3 separate regions of the Homo sapiens genome follow, and regions 2 and 3 are each linked to region 1. Evidence: chromatin loops called from intact Hi-C (ENCODE). Cell type or tissue: mammary epithelial cell. All regions are shown on one strand.

Region 1 (2,500 bases):
GACACCCAGTACAGCACCTCCCACCCGCAGAGGTGTTTTGTTTTTTTTTTTTTTTTTTGAGTCAGGGTGTTACTCTGCCACCCAGGCTGGAATGCAGTGGCACGATCATAGCTCACTGCAGCCTTGAACTTCTGGGCTCAAACGATCCTCCTGCTTCAGCTTCCCGGAAAGCTAGGACTGTAGTTGCTCACCACCACATCTGGCTAATTTTTAATTTTTTTGTTTTTGGTGGAGACAGGGTCTTACTATGTTGTTCAGGCTCGTCTCAAACTCCTGGCCTTAAGTGATCTTCCTGCCTTGGCCTCCCAAAGCGCTGGGATTACAGGTGTCAGCCACCATGCCTGGACCTCCTCCAGAGTTCTTGAGCAAGGCCATGCCATTGGTGGCAGCGAATTACATGCCTTTGTGGAGATACAATCACACACCATAAAGTTCACCATTTTAAAGTATGCTACTTTAAAGTGTAACAGTTTTTAGCGTATCCACAAAGTTGTGCGCTGATCACCACTGTCTAATTCCAGAACATTTCCATCACCCCCAACAAAAAACTTCATATCTATTCGCACTCACACCCCAGTTCTGTCCCTGCCAGGGCCCGGCTACAATTAATTTGCTTTCAGTGTTTATGGATTTATCTATCCCATTTATACTTATGTAAATGGAACCATATAATATGTGGCCTTTTGTGAGTGGCTTCTTTCACTTAGCATGATGTTTTTAAGGTTTGCCTATGTTGTAGCATGTGTCAGAATTTCCTTCCTTTTCATGGCCAAATAGTATTCTACTCTGTGGATGCACCACATTTTGTTTATCCATTTATCAGTCCATGGACATTTGGGTTGTTTCTATTTTTTGGCTATTGCAAATAAGGCTGCTATGAACATTTGGGTACAAAGTTTTATATAGATACATGTTTTCAGTTTTCTTCAGTATATACCTGGGAATGGAATTGCTGGGTCATATATTAACTCAATATTTAATTTTTGAGGAACTGCTGAACTGGTTTTCTCAGTGGCTGAACTATTTTACATTCCCACTGTCAATGCACAAGGGTTTTGATTGCCCTACATTCTTGCTAACACTTGTTATTGTCTGTCTTTTTGATTTTACTCCCCCTAGTGGGGATGAATTGGTATCTCACTGTGGTTTTGATTTGCATTTCCCTAGTGAGTGATACTACCACACATCTTTTCATGTGCTCTTTGGCTGTTTACATATGTCCTTTGAGAAATGTATGTTTAGATCCTTTGCACGTTTTAAAATTGAGTTGTCTTTTTATTGTTACTTAGAAGAGGTCTTTATATATTTTGGATATGATTCTCTTATCAGATATTTGATTTGCAAATATTTTCTCCCATTCTGTAGGTTTTCTTTTAACTTTCTTCATGATGTTCTTTGAAGCACAAAGGCATTTAATTTTGAAGAAGTCCAACTTATCTATTTTTCATTTTTACTTGTGCTTTTGATGTCAGATCTAAGAATCCATTGCTCGATCCAAGATCATGAAGGTTTACTCCCATGCTTTCTTCCAAGTCTTATAGTCTCTTAGTTGTTACATTTTATGTCTTTGATCCACTCTGAATTAATGTGTACATATGGTGTAAGGTAGGGGGCCTAACTTCATTCTTTTGTATGTAGATATCCAGTTTTCCCAGCAATTATTTTTGTTGAATAGTCTATTCTTTCCTCTATTGAGTTGTCTTGGTGCCCTTGTCAAAAATCAGTTGACCATGGCTGGGTGTGGTGGCTCACACCTGTAATTCCAGCACTTTGGGAGGCCAAGCCAGGTGGATCACCTGAGGTCAGGAGTTTGAGATCAGCCTGGCTAACATGGTGAAACCCCATCTCTACTAAAAATACAAATTAGCTGGGGGTGGTGATGGGTGCCTATAATCCCAGCTACTCGGGAGGCTGAGGCAGGAGAATTGCTTGAACCCAGGAGGTGGAGGTTGTAGTGAGCCAAGAGTGCACTACTGCACTCCAGCCTGGGGGACAGAGGGACACTCCATTTCAAAAAAAAAAAAAAAAAAAAAGGAAAATCAATTGACCATTAATATAAGGTTTTATTTTGGACTCTCAATTCTATTGATGTATTTCTAACCTTATGGCAATACAATACTGTCTTGATTACTGTTGTTTTGTAATAAGTTTTGAAATCATGAAGTATGAGTACTGCAAGTTTGTTGTTTTTCAAGATCATTTTGGCTATTCTGGGTTTCTTACATTTCCATATGAATTTTAGGATCAGCTTGTCAATTTCTTCAAAAAAAGGCAGCTGGGGTTTTTATAGTAATTGTGTTGAATCCATTGAGTATTAGGGGGAATATTTCCATCTTAACAATATTAAGTCTAATAATTCATTATCCCAAGATATCTTCCAATTTATTTAGGTCTTCTTTGATTTCTTTCAGTAATGTTTTATAGTTTTGGGGGTGCATGTCTTGCTCTTTTTTGTTAAATTTATTTCTAAGTATTTTATTCCTTTTAGTGCTATTGTAAA
Region 2 (2,500 bases), 92 kb before region 1:
CTGCCTTTGCTGCGTCTTGCTGAGTGGTTCAAGGTTTCAGATTGTTCCTGACTGCAGACGCTCTCCGTGGCCTCTCGATGTGGATGCTGTCTGCCAGCTTCTCTGCAGTCAAGCCGCTCCTTTTCTCTTTGTAATTACTAGCATTTTGGAGGAAGTACTTTGTACAATCGAAGTACCCTGTGCTTCACTAAGTTTAATCATTTGTTTGTATCATTATGGGCTTGTGCCTTCCACTTGGACTCTGTGGGCTGTAATCTCTTACTGCCATGATTTTCATGCGCAGATGGCCTCAGATTTGGCTCTGGAGAGCTCCTTCAAGCTGGCTTTGTGTCCTTTCAGCCTGCGCCCAGCATTCTTTGAGCTGTTCCTTGCTTTCTGGCTCATCCTGTTCTTTCCCTGCTCCAGCCCCAGAATCAGCCATTTCCCCAGGAGACCTGGGTCCTTTGATTGGAGAATGGAGTGTTTGCCACTTTTGGAGGTTCAGCTCTCAGGTCATCTCAGTGAACAGAGCTAGAGGGGGAAAATGTATGTGTCTGTGTTTGTTATATATGCGTGTGTGCATGTCTGTATGTATGTGTGTATATATGTGAACGTGTATGTGTGTCTGTAAGTGTGCATGTGTATATATGTGTGTGCATGTCTATGTGAATGTCTGTGTCTGTGTGTGCATGTGTGTATGTTTATGTCTGTATTGTGCATGTCTGTGTATGCGTATGTGTGCGTGTCTGAGTGTATACATGTATACGTGTGCATGTCTGCATGCATGTGTACATGTGTATATATGCATGGCTATGTCTGTGATATATGTGTATGTGCATGTCTGTGTATGTGTGTGTACATGTGTGTGTGCAAATGTCTGTGCCCTCCCTACCTGGTCTCCCTGGCCGTGTGGGTGCCCTCTCCCTCCTGTGCTGGGCTCCTGCCTCCATTCTCCCTACCCCGGGCTCTCCCACCCCCAGCCTAGTGTACATGCTTCCCTGGCATTGCCCACTTCATGGCTTCAGGACCAAATGGCTCAGGAGGGAAGATCAGTTACTGACTTTCCCCTGGAATGGGCATCTCATAAGGTGAAGACCAGTGCCTCTCATCTCCCTCTCGTGGCTAGCATAGCAGTGGACGTTAAGTGCATGTCATCAACTGTTGAAGAGATGAATTTCATCGCCAGTTGAACAGAAGTTAGAAGAGAAAGGGGGAAGTGGAAGGGAATGAATGATAAAATGTGGGGAAGCACTTGCCAGAGGTGAAAAACGAAGCTATGTGCATTTAGGGGAATTACGGACATTTTTCATGCTGTAGCCTCTGGTGAGCCCCATGCTAACACCAGGGGGTGCTTTAAGCCCATCACGAGGCCTCTGAGTGCTAGGGAGCGGGCATAGTTCTCTTGTAATGTGGTTTTCTGCCACAATTTGGACATTTGTCGTTTGGACAGTAATATAGATTTCTGAGTAAAATGTGATAAGAACGAAGTTTACTAGCTTTCTGATCTCAGTTAATGCGACATTGAAAGTCTGTTTTTTAGAGGTGCTTTGTACTTTTCGTAAAGAGCGTGAAGCTTGACCTTCTATGAGTCTGCACTTGAAAAGGGCTTTCATGTGCCAGGTAAAAAGGAAACTCACAATATTGGCAGTATTGTTGAGATCAGGTGTTTTTTTCGGTTTGTTTTTGTTTTTTTTGGTGGGGGGAACAACCAAAAACAATCCTACAAGTATATTGTACATCAAGAAAAAATAGGTTCTTTTGAAAAGAACCAAAGTCAGATTTGCTGTAGACTTCTCTGTGGCCCTAAATGCCAGAAGAAAAAGGAACAGTTGCTTCAACATTTGGAGAGAAAGAAACTGACCCAAGATTCTTACTATTTAGCTAGATTGTCATTTCATACATAAAAACAGTGGAAGACACATCCAGATAATGCAAGAGCTCAAAAAAAGATTGTTCTTATATTCTTCCAAACCTAAGCCTAAGGAAAGCCTGAGTGTGGGCCTGGGATGACCAGCGCAGTGGCCACTCGCCCATGTGGTGGGGGTATTAGAAAACTGACGAATCCCAACTGAAATATATCCTAAGTATAAAACACACACCAGATTTCAAATATGGTGTTGGAAAAGAAGAATATAAACTATCTCATTAGAAATTATTATATTGATTACATGTTGAAATGATTTTGTATATATCACATTAAATAAAATTTATTGAAACTAATTTCATCTGTTTCTTTTTACTTTTAAAGTGAAACTAGTAGAAAATATTAAATTACGTATATGGCTTGCATATTTCTATTGGGCAGCATTGGTATAGGTGAAATGAATTAAAATTGATTATTGAAACTGATTAAGCATATAGAATTGAGTATAACTACAGAATTGAATGCAAAATCCCTAAACTAGTTCTTGAAAAAATAGTTTTGTGGAAGAATAACATAATAATAATAGATGGTAGGGTTGAGGGAGTCAAGGGAAGTAAAATCACATTAAAGTAACATTCATTTAAAAGTTTTTTTCTC
Region 3 (2,500 bases), 110 kb before region 1:
GTGAGACCCTGCCTCAGAAAGAAAAAAAAAGCCATTCCTCCCTCCTCCCAGTTGGGAGGATATAAAGTGTGGGACTTCCTCTGTGGGGCTACTTCCCTGGCCTGGTATCCAGCCCCGTCTTGGGAGGGGGCAGCGGCTTACTTGGGGAGCTCAGGAGCCAAGAGCCAAAGGCCTGTTGGGCTCTGACTCCCTGACTCTCCCCTTCTGGCCTTGCCCATCCCTTCTCCCAGGTCCTGTTTGCAGACTGGGAGGCTGGCTGCCTGATCCTGGCTGATTGCAAAGTAAGAGACTGGGAATTTTTTTTTTTTTTTTTTTGAGGTAGAGTCTCGCTCTGTCGCCCAGGCTGGAGAGCAGTGGCATGATCTCGGCTCACTGCAAGCTCCGCCTCCCGGGTTCACGCCATTCTCCTGCCTCAGCCTCCCGTGTAGCTGGGACTACAGGTGCTCGACACTGCTCCTAGCTAATATTTTGTATTTTTAGTAGAGACGGGGTTTTACCGTGTTAGCCAGGATGGTCTCGATCTCCTGACCTCGTGATCCACCCACCTTGGCCTCCCAAAGTGCTGGGATTACAGGCGTGAGCCACCGCGCCTGGCCGGGAATGTTTTTAAGTCTTTTTTTTAAATACATGTTCTATTGTACCTGGTTCCCCGCAGTCTCCCTCACACATGTGTGATGTGCTTTTGTTGGGACCTGTGGCCTCTTGCCAGCCACTACCCTTTCCTTGGGCACATGACCACTAGGGCGGGCACCTGTGGGCCAACAGGGTGTGTCTCAAATGCCACAGCCAGGTTTCTCTTACAGTCACTTTAAAGAGGAAGAAGAATTTTTTTTTTCTTTTAAACAGAAGTTTCTTGGATATTTAGCCTAATAACTCAACAATTTAAAAAAGTTTTATATATAGGGATGTGTGCACACATACGTACACACACATGCACACATATATGTATTTCTCCCCAGCTGAATTAATGGTTGTTTTAGATAATTTTGCTTAACATGTCCTAGTTTGTCACAAAGCTAGGGCCTGAAATAGCCAATGAGAACTGTGCAATTGAGACTAACAGTAGAGGGAGCCCTTTTAACAATAATAACTGGAGAATGTTGTCGGCGGAGGCTTTGCTGACAGCACCACTGTTTGCCTTGCTGAAAGGAGAAATGCCTTCTGCAGTTTGTTTTTTCATTGATGGAATGTTAATACATTATAGTCCTTTCTGTATGCATGAGGGGTTGTCCTGGTGTCCCTGGTGGTATTTCTGAGACCCAGTCGAAAACCCTGAATGTGTCCCTCCAGGCTCCTAGTGGAGGTCACCTTTGAAGCCTCCATTGGTTTCAATTTTATAGCTATGATTTTTACGCAAAGCATATTAGGATTGTGTTTCAAAGTCTCCTTGGAAGAGTAAATTATTTCAGATTGGTAAATCTTTGGGCTTCAGAAGATGAAAGGAAAAGTGTCCTTTTTTGGTAAACATCTGCTGTTTTGAAAAAGAGTGGTCAGTGAGAACTTCAAAGTCAGGGTTGATGTATGTTACAGTTAGGGGAAAATCAGCAAGTGTCTGTATGATTTTCTTTAGGATATTGATAAACATCAGACTTAAATTTAACTTGTTGGTCTTCTTAAAACATTTTTGTTACATTTTTTTTTTTTTTTGAGTCAGAATCTCGCTCTGTTGCCCAGGCTGGAGTGCAGTGGCGCGATCTCGGCTCACTGCAAGCTCCGCCTCCCGGATTCACGCCATTCTCCTGCTACATTTTTTTTTTAAATAAATAAAAATGTGGCCAGGCGCAGTGACTTACACCTGTAATCCCAGCACTTTAGGAAGCCAAGGTGGGCGGATTGCTTGAGGCTATGAGTTTGAGATCATCCTGGCCAACATGGCCAATCCCCTTTCTACTAAGAATGCAAACATTAGCTGGGCATGGTGGTGCACACTTGTAGTCCCAGCTACTCAGGAGGCTGAAGCACAAGAATCGCTTGAGCCCAGGAAGCAGAGGTTGCAGTGAGCTGTGATTGCACTGCTGCACTCCAGCTTGGATGACAGAGCAAGCCTGTCTCAAAAAAAACATGTAGGAAGAGCCAAAGTCCTTTTTCCCCCTGCCCCAGTCCTGTTCCCCCGAGGGCAGTCCCCAGGATGAACTTGGTGTGTATCTCTACTTTGGATGTGCCTCGTGGTGTTTTTTGAGTTTCTAATGTCACCCTCGTGTTGATCTGTTATGCAGGTTGCTTTCTTCATGCAGCATGTTTCTCTCTCTCATGTTTTGATACATGTAGATGTAGTTTATTCATTTTAATTGAAGCCTTATAGTCCATTATTTGCTTATTAATTACTCTATTGATGGACATTTAGGTTTTTCAGCCATTTCCTTTCATAGACAATGCTTCCATGGCTCCTCTCCATGCCTCCTAGCATTCAAGAGCCAGTGTCTCTTCCAGCAAGAATCAGGCCACTTTCTGTAAAGGGCCAGATAAAAATACTTCAGGCTTTTTGAGCCAGATGGTCTCT

Evidence for each region. Peaks named below come from ENCODE experiments on the same cell type or tissue, not always from the same donor. Only the 100,000 strongest peaks of a DNase experiment are listed, where the experiment ranks them.
Region 2: a loop joins it to region 1, with 10 times the contacts of the local background. A loop is called at or near these places in 81 of 110 quality-filtered maps.
Region 3: it touches region 1 in a loop (9-fold over the local background); 42 of 110 quality-filtered maps call a loop at or near these places.

Annotation. Positions count from the first base shown.
Region 1 is chr2:238,461,881-238,464,380 of GRCh38, forward strand. No RefSeq gene overlaps it. Among named protein-coding and RNA genes, the nearest start is that of ASB1, 36 kb to the left of the region's middle. In mammary epithelial cell, a CTCF peak has its summit at 1,118 (motif pointing left); a DNase peak (open chromatin) is centred at 1,101.
Region 2 is chr2:238,369,625-238,372,124 of GRCh38, forward strand. All of the region lies in intron 15 of TRAF3IP1 (TRAF3 interacting protein 1), which reads left to right. Among named protein-coding and RNA genes, the nearest start is that of TRAF3IP1, 50 kb to the left of the region's middle. In mammary epithelial cell, a CTCF peak has its summit at 1,324 (motif pointing right); no DNase peak of the experiment used is centred here.
Region 3 is chr2:238,356,482-238,358,981 of GRCh38, forward strand. All of the region lies in intron 15 of TRAF3IP1 (TRAF3 interacting protein 1), which reads left to right. Among named protein-coding and RNA genes, the nearest start is that of TRAF3IP1, 37 kb to the left of the region's middle. In mammary epithelial cell, a CTCF peak has its summit at 1,067 (motif pointing right); no DNase peak of the experiment used is centred here.